2 separate regions of the Homo sapiens genome follow, and region 2 is linked to region 1. Evidence: chromatin contacts called from ENCODE Hi-C data. All regions are on one chromosome and are shown on one strand. Each heading gives the region's core, a stretch centred on a gene start or an enhancer-like site at or near the end of the contact. The rest is flanking DNA. Distances are from core to core; before and after follow the strand shown.

Evidence for each region. Hi-C counts contacts between places; a loop is a spot of excess contacts on that map. Pooled maps may share reads with other maps.
Region 2: a map of mammary epithelial cell shows a loop between it and region 1 (4-fold over the local background). The contact joins two enhancer-like sites. A Hi-C loop is called at or near these places in 3 of 168 maps with a recorded cell type or tissue (PC-3, endothelial cell of umbilical vein and mammary epithelial cell) and 1 of 50 pooled maps.

The regions. Positions count from the first base shown.
Region 1 is chr5:169,908,045-169,912,288 of GRCh38, forward strand. The region is part of intron 27 of DOCK2 (dedicator of cytokinesis 2); the gene reads left to right. All of the region lies in intron 1 of INSYN2B (inhibitory synaptic factor family member 2B), which reads right to left. Among named protein-coding and RNA genes, the nearest start is that of INSYN2B, 70 kb to the right of the region's middle. Within about 2 kb of position 2,172, at least 2 of the 41 ENCODE cell types and tissues checked have a DNase peak (open chromatin) inside an H3K27ac peak, as active enhancers do.
Region 2 is chr5:170,217,596-170,221,839 of GRCh38, forward strand. No RefSeq gene overlaps it. Among named protein-coding and RNA genes, the nearest start is that of C5orf58, 13 kb to the right of the region's middle. RefSeq lists an enhancer at 1,779-2,978. Within about 2 kb of position 2,181, at least 5 of the 41 ENCODE cell types and tissues checked have a DNase peak (open chromatin) inside an H3K27ac peak, as active enhancers do.

The sequences.
Region 1 (4,244 bases), core at 922-3,421:
CAATTTAGATCAAGCCATCCCCAGGAAAAGCTTTCATTGAACAACAGAGCAAGGGAAAGCCCAATGTATTCTGCAGCCCCATTTCAGTTAAGGTTCAAGTTCACTAATGCCAGAAAGGAATTCATTAATGCCTTACAGGCTGCAGGACAAATGTTAATAGCTTCACCTTTAATTTAAGCTCAGTTTTATTTTTATAGCTGGTCCCTTGGTGGCAACTAGATTTATTGGGACATTTTGAACAGCTGAGGCAAATCAATAAAGTATATAAGCACATGCGATTCTTGTGTTATTTGCAAATATAATTCTGATTACTCACATGCATATAGGCATACTCATACATGCTCTAAGAATATGCTTTCCCCTGCTCCATGTTTTAAAACTAATCCCCAAATCATGACATTTGGTCTTCTGAATATGGCCCCCAAGTTATGAGATGGGCAAGGATTGGAATGAATAGAGAAATGAACACAAATAGGTTCCCACCTGCTAGAGGAAAATAAATCCTTAAAGCATATGGGTCCTGGACGTTTTTGTCTATCTATAAATGCCAAGCAACATATTGCAATATGGAATCATGACCAATGTTGCAAAACTAAGGATACAGTGAACTATGTTTGTAGTTGTTCTTCATTTTACAGGTTTCAATGCATTTTTCTCTTTTCTTTTTTCTTTTTTTTTTTTTTTTTTTGAGACCGAGTCTCACTCTGTCGCCCAGGATAGAGTGCAGTGGTGTGATGTCAGCTCACTGCAACCTCTGCCTCCCAGGTTCAAGCAATTCTCCTGCCTCAGCCTCCTGAGTAACTGGGACTACAGGCCCCCACTACATTATTGCATTTCACCTTCAAAACAACCCTGAGGCATTAGCCCCATTTTGCAGATGAGAAAACAGGTTCAGAAAAATTAGGAATTATGTCCAAGGTCACAGAACTTGCCTCTGGCAGAGAGAGCCACTGTCTGGTGCTATTTCTGTCATAATTGTCAGCCCCTAGAGTGAATGTGAGCGAGGCTGAGCCAGGCTGCCTGCTTTCAGTAGCTGCTGCTGATGTGAGGAGAGTCTGTGGATGATTTCATCACCTTTGCTGTGCCTCCATTTCTAAAGCCTTCATTCTTTATCTATCAGGGCTCAGCTATGATGTGCTGTCCAGTATGGGAACCTTGTACCACATGAAGCTATCTAAATTTAAATTAATTAAAATTTTAGTTCCTGGGTCACATTAGCTGCATTTCAAGTGCTAATAGCCCAGTGTTGCTGGTGGCTACCATGTTCAACAGTATAGAACATTTCTTTCTATTCAGTAGCACTGGATCAGAGTGATTAAGGAAATGAAATCAGTGGGACATAGAATATTTCAGAAAGATGCTATCCAATTTGCAATGAATTTAAAAAAATCTAAGTTTTTTCTTTTTGAAGAAGAAAGTCTAAATATTTGGTTTTGGATTCACACTCCATCAGGTACCAGAGTGGGAATATTTCCCTGTGCTTATCTTTATGTCAGTCCTGCAAGGTGAGTATTATTATCTGCAAAATGTTTCTTTTGGATTAAGAAACAGGTTTAGTTACTTGACCAACATACATATCTTCTAAGTTGCAGAGCAAGAATTCAAACTCAAATCTGCCCTCTAAACCTATAATACATCTACTTTACTCTGCACTGTGAGTCCTCAACAAACAGAATTTTGGTTCTATCCCAAAGCCAGTGTCACTGTGAATAAAATACAATCCAAGATGATCACTTACAAGGATTATTATCATCCAGATTTGGAACTTCTAGAATGGTCTGAGTAGATAAACAGTGGGAAAATCACCTGAGACATACTTTATGGTGAATATCACTGAGTTGTTTACTTGGGGCTAATCCTCTCTTTTCTTCTCAGTCCCACAATTGACCCTTGTGCAGCTTGAGCCACAAAATGCCACTCAAATTCTGCACCAGCATTTTTTTTAATGACTCTGCAAGTCATCAGGGTGCCTTTCTCTCAGCCATTGGAACAAATTTGCCATGAGGACACTTAATGTTTACTCTGAATGGCACCAAAGCCAGGCTTATTTCCATGTCTGTGGCCTGGTGTTAGCTGAGCCATATGTTCCTGGCCCAGATGGCTCTCTCAGTTCTAGATGATTAGTACCGCAGATCCAGATCCCAAGTCTGTCCATTTGCAAAGAAGAGGACAGTCATCAGACAGGCCTTTCATGTTAGAAGTGGCCATCTGAGACAAACAGGACATTGTTCCAAGCCGGTTACCACCGCATGGAATATGTAAGGAAGATCTCTTTTGAGCCCTGTAATTAGGTAAGCAAGGTCACTACAAAGTCATTTAAAATTGCATCTCAAGACAGTTCGATGGCAGAGGATCTACCCCCTCAGTGCTGATTTATTGCTTACTCTCTTAACTTTTTAAAAAAAGATCAGCAGATTGATTGTGCCGCCTGTGGTTGGAGGCGTGCTTACCTTTTCTCAGGCCTGATTCATAAAACATGACTGACCTGTTTTCAGCATCCTTTCCCTGTGTGCCCAGGGAGCTCCTCCGAGGTTCACTGCACTAAGTGTTTGGCACTGAGTGAAAACGATATGTCATGTTCACAGCAGATGACCCAGCAGGGGCCACGGCAATGAAGTCCCCAAAATGACCTGTTACATCTCTAGCTACAAGACTCAGGGAAACAGAGAGGCAGTTTCTAATGGTCTCCTGGAGGAATTTGGACTGATGACTAAACTTTTTAGGTCACAGCTTTCTTGAGAAATGGCAGGTGCCCCTTCTGCTTCTGGTGAGGTCAGTCACTGGCTCCAGCCCCCAGTAGGCTCTCTCCAGCCCACCTAGTCGGTTTCTCCTGCAGGGGGTTGGTTAACCATTTGTCCTCAGAACACTATCCTCACAAGGCACAATTTCTGAGTCCTTCCTATATCTGGGGTATGAGCCACTTGGAAGTGAGAATAATAAGTGAAACCCTCAGGTGCCTCCAAGGCCCCAGGAAAAGCATTTCTACCTTTGCTGATGCTCGTTGGTCCACTAGCAGGCAGCTGTTGTTCTGGCCACTAAATCTCAGTGACATCAGTTCTTTTCTAGGTTTATTTCTTCATTAATGTTTTTATTTTATTTTATTATTTTTCACTGACAAAATGGCCCCTAGTCGGCCAGTTGATTTAACAGGTCAGGTATGTGCTGTGCTTTGAAACAGAGGATAAGAAAAAAAGGATGATCATTATTAGAGTTTCATGCCTTTCTCAGATCCTTATTACGCCTCTGCTGCATTCCACACACATACCAATCGTGTATGAATTTCTGTTTATTAGAGAACTCTCCTTCACTTCTCTTTTCATGCTATGGCGTTCACAGGACATCAGAGCCAGTGGAGCTTTTAGAACCTAGAGCTGTTCCCACTACACTGAGCTGTACATAAGATTGCCCTCCATGTCCAGACTGGGGATGTTTAATGTGGCCAGTGACATTTTTCCAAGTCTGTTTATTACCTGCTGGTGAGAGTTCCTGAGACAGTTTGAGATAAAACTTTAGGAGTAATTATACTTTATGAGGACATAATACCCTTCAGGCTTCATTTCACGTGGTGCTAAATCAATACTCATATTCAATTCTTTTCTGTCTGCCTTCAAGTTAAAGGCCACAATATTAAAGTTTCCTATAATTAGCCAAGAAGTTGGTGCTACAGAGATGGTAAAAATTGACTTCAAACCCTTTATCTGATTGTGCAAAACCAACACAAGACAGGTGGCATATTGGGTCACCAAGTTACATCAGCAAGTTCCACGGAAAGCCTAGATGCCAGGAAAGAAAATAAAGGGAGGGAAGTGTTTTCTACCAACTGCTGGGAAAAATAATGCCCCACTGTCATCTTCACTACCAGAGTCTCATGGGGCTATTAAATATCTTTCTGTTTTCATTTCCATGATGTTTCCTAGGTTGAAATTGTTCTCTCTAGAATGATTGCATAAGCCAAGATCCCTAACACTAGAGGGCATGGGCTAACTGCGTACCTATGCACATCAGGCTGTTGAACAACCAAAGCACCTTGCTCTTTGAGACAATGGCATCCACTGAGCCACTCTTGGTGATACAAGGGACCCTGGGTATAAAAAAAGGAAAGCGACTATTATTTTTTCTTCTCCTTCTTTCTTCTTTTGTTTTGTCTTTCAGTTATAGGCCAGGCTTTTATTTATTTATTATTTTATTTATTTATTTAGAAAATGGGGTCTCACTGTGTTGCCCAGGCTGATGTCAAACTCCTG
Region 2 (4,244 bases), core at 931-3,430, 310 kb after region 1:
TTGGAGGACCTGGCCGAGCAAGTTGCATTTGAGCTGCCCTAGAAGGCTGGGGAGCACCAAGGAGCACTTTCTCTCTAAACAGAGAAAGGATGGAAGAGCTGCCCAGTAGAAGAGGTAGCAGGCATGAATGTTCAAGTCAGGGAGCCGTTGGGAGCGGGGACGTTGTGCAAAGGAGACATGGGGAGGAAAGTGAAGCTGGGCAGTAGTTGGGGGCAATCAAGCAAAGCTAAGAATATGGAACTTTAACCTTGGAGCAGCATTTCATAAACGAGCTGTGGGGAGCACAAACTCTGCTTTTCAAAAATGGATGCATAATATTTGTACATATTGACATGGGATATGTGATATTTTGTTACATGCATAGAATGTGCAGTGATCAAACCAGAGTGTCTAGGATATCTGTCACCACAAGCATTTATCATTTCTATGTGTTGGGAACAATCCAAGTCCTCTCTTCCAGCTACTTTCAAGCGTGCAATACATTGCTGTTAACTATAGTCACCCTACTCTACTGTCAAATGTTATAGCTTATTCCTTCTATCTAACTGTATGTTTCTACCCAGTAACCAACCCCCGACTTACACCCAAATCCTTCCCGGGATAGTTCTCTGATAACCGTTTTTCTATTCTGTACCGCCCTGAGATCAGCTTTTTAAGCTCTTACATATGAGTGAGAACATGCGATATTTGTCTTTTTGTGCCTGGCTTATTTCACTTAACGTAATAACCTCCACTTCCATCCATTTTGTTGCAATGATTTCATTCTTTTTTATGGCAAAATAGTATTCCATTGGAAAAATATACTATATTTTCTGTATCCAATTGTCTGTTGATGGACACTTATGTTGATTTCATGTCTTTGCTACTGTGAATAAGTATTGCGATAAACAGGGGGGTGCAGTATCCCTTTGATATACTGATTTTTGTATAACAATAATATACAAAATTTTTATTTTGTTTCTCTGTCCCCAAACATACCAACAGTTTTGTAAAATAAATAAAATGTGAATTAGTATAAAAATAAACAGAACACGAAATAATAGCACAAATTTATGATTACTAGATTCCACTGTCATAAAATCACTCTGTCAAATTGCTGTTACTGTACTTCTTTCATTGTGGAGAGGGTTTGCAAACTGGCACCTGCCAAGGACCACACTTTGAGGAGCAAGTATTTGAGAACCTCAGTGAGACACCGACTGTATCTGTGTCTGGAAGAATAAGAATAAGTGGCATTCAGCCAGGAGACAAGGGGAAAAGAGCAGGCAAGGAAAGCATTGAAGGCAAAAGCAGAGCCACATGAAGCAAGCTGGTGTATTTGGGGACTGGCAGATGGCTGGCTGGGTAGGCTGGAGAGGTGTGAGAGAGAGGCTGGCAAGCAGGCAGTGTCTTGGAGGGCTTTTTCAGCTATGATGAAGAGCTGAGCAGTAAGAACTGTACCAAGCAGGCCCTAAATGTCAAAAGTACCTGCCAGGATCATTGCTCTCTTGTGAGTGTTATGAAAGCAGCCAGGGGCTGTTCTACCTGCAAAAACTGCTCTGTTTTGCCCATCTGATTGCCAACCTCAGCACACCTATTCCAAAAAAGAAAAAAGAGAGAGAAGAAAGAGAAAGAGAGAGAAAGGAAGGGAAGAGAAGAAAGTGGGAGGAGATGGGAGGGGAGGGCACACCAAATAAACAGAGCCCAGAGCTCCTCCTGAATAGCCTTTGACACATTATTTGGATGAACCCATGGGTGGGTTTTTGTTTCTTTTTATCAGGCAAATGGAAGTTTCACTCAGTTCCTCAAAAAGTGCCCAGGCAGGTAGAGAGCATCCATCTGCGATGGGTTCCCCTTCCTGGAAGCCACAGCACCATCCAGCCCCACAGTAGGTGGATGCAAATTCTTGGCTGAAATGAATGTGAGCTCAGCAAGATGATCACCGTGGTCCTGACCATCATCATTGTTGCAGTGGAAATTATCCAGGAAAAATCCAGAAAAAGAAATAGCATCCAGGGCCTAAGGGTGTGGAGTTGAAATATAACCTTTACTCTCACCCTGAAAAGAGCTTTGGAAGGGACTGTTCAGTTGAGGCAGCCACCAACTGAGCCACCAACTCAGTTGCAATGAGTCATTTTACAGGCTTTGCAGTAAATTGTCACAGCTGGGCTGTGAATGTGGTCATCCGGACTTTAGATAATCAACCAGTGAGCTTCTAGATCCTCTTGAAGCTCACATTCTGGAGGACAGAAAGGCAATAAAAAGCAAATATATAATAAATGAAACACTTCCTGATTGTGGTAAGTATCAGGAAGAAAATAAATGGGGTGATGAATCAGGGAATACTGGAGGAGTGACTCAGTCACTGTCCCAGCAGAAAAGAGAGGGCACGCTCAAATTGGGTAATTTATTAAAGAGACAATTTACCATGGTGTGGGCAAGACTGGATAAAGGAGAAAGTTATGAGGAAGCCCCTCCCCCCACCCCAAGGCTAAAAACAGTAGGGCACCATTGCTCTCTCTAGGCCTGAAAGGGGCACAGGGAGAAAGCAGTGCCCAGAAGATGTAACAAGAGGACATTGGAGGGCTGTTCGACAGGAGCCACAGCCATCAGCAGGGATGGAGTAGGAGTAACAAATGGGACCAAACATTAGAGATGTCATTCTTCCCCCGGGGTACCCACCAGATGCTGCACTTCCAGTGTGGATTTCTCTGCATACACAGCTTGACAAAGCCAGGTTAGGGAGACGAGATGGCCCAGCTCACAGTAGAAGTGGTTGAAGATTCCACTATCATCTCACATTAAACAGACACTCTTCAAGTGCAGTTGCTTTTGCAGACACCCCTGGGACTCAGATGAATGCAAAGGGGCCATTTGCATACCAGAACAGCTTAGCACAGATGAATTCTCTTCCATCTTCCTTGTCAGGCTGCAGGGAGGTATGCTCTAGACCTTGAGAAATGACCTTGGGCAAGCCATTTAATATTTTCAGGCCTCAGTTTCCTCATCTGTAAAAAGAGAGCATTAGGCTTAGTGATTTCTAGGTACAAAATTATGCTGTGTAGAGGAAGAAGCACTTTGAAGCAGGGGGAGGTGAGTTCAAATCCTCTATACCTCAGCTGGCTGGCCAACCCTGGGAGCACCACATCTCTGGGTCTTAGCTCCCCTACCTACCAATGTAAGTGATAACGTCTATCCAGACCAATCACAGCATTTAGACAATGCATGTTAAATCCCTTGTATTTTGTGCAACGAGTCAGAGCTCCACACATGTCTATCCATTTGCTGCAAGGCAATGTAACATAAAGGTCAAGAGAACAGGCTCTGAGTGAAGTACACAGCATGGGTTTGAAACCAACTGCCTCTACCACTTTCTAGTCAGGGACCTTGGGCAAGTCACTTAATACCTCTAAGCCCCCACTGTTTCATCTGTAAAACCAAGGAGAAATGCTGGCTGAATCCACAAGGTTGTTGCCAGAATCAAATTAAATAATACATATTGAGCACTTAGAACATCTTCCTTCAGTTACGATATTCTGCAGCTGTAATATAACATTACAAAGAGCTTTCCAGAATGTTCTCTGATTTTTTTAGTTCTTTTAATGCAACAAAGTTACCTGGGATTGGTTAAATATGGTGTTGCCAGAATTTTCACTATAATGGCATTGCACCCAGAAGCACCTAGCCTAACCTTGCTTTGCCCTGGGTGGCCAGCATCCAAGACGGCAGACTGTGAGAGCGGCTGAGGAAGAGCACCAGAAGGAAAGATCTGCGCAATCAAAGGCATACTGACCCCAACTCTCTGCATCCCAATATATTGCCCTAACTGCTTTTTTAGCCCCCTAGTGTGACTTGGTGTGAAGCACAAGCAATTCAAGTGATTAAGAAGGGAGTTACTAATTTAAATGAATAGCTTTGGCAAAATGAGCTCCTCGAAGAGCTCTGAGGGAGATAATGGGGCCTTGTGTTTGGAGGCTAGAGTCAGGATGGTTGTTTATGGCGCTCTAGGGCCAAGTATTGCTATAGCAACAAACGACTTAGCAACTGTATTGAACAGACTGTTTCTTTGAAAGAGTTTACATAATAGGGATTACTCGAGTTCTTTCTGGGAAGGATAACATTAGTACTTTTTTCTCCCCTTTTCTTAAACCTAAGAACATTTGGACGCAAAATCCTTTTTCAAAAGCTGTACAACAAAAGGGGGGAAATGACTGAAGGTTTTGAAATAAAATGTTAGCAGTTACATTCCTTGAGTGGAGAGATTA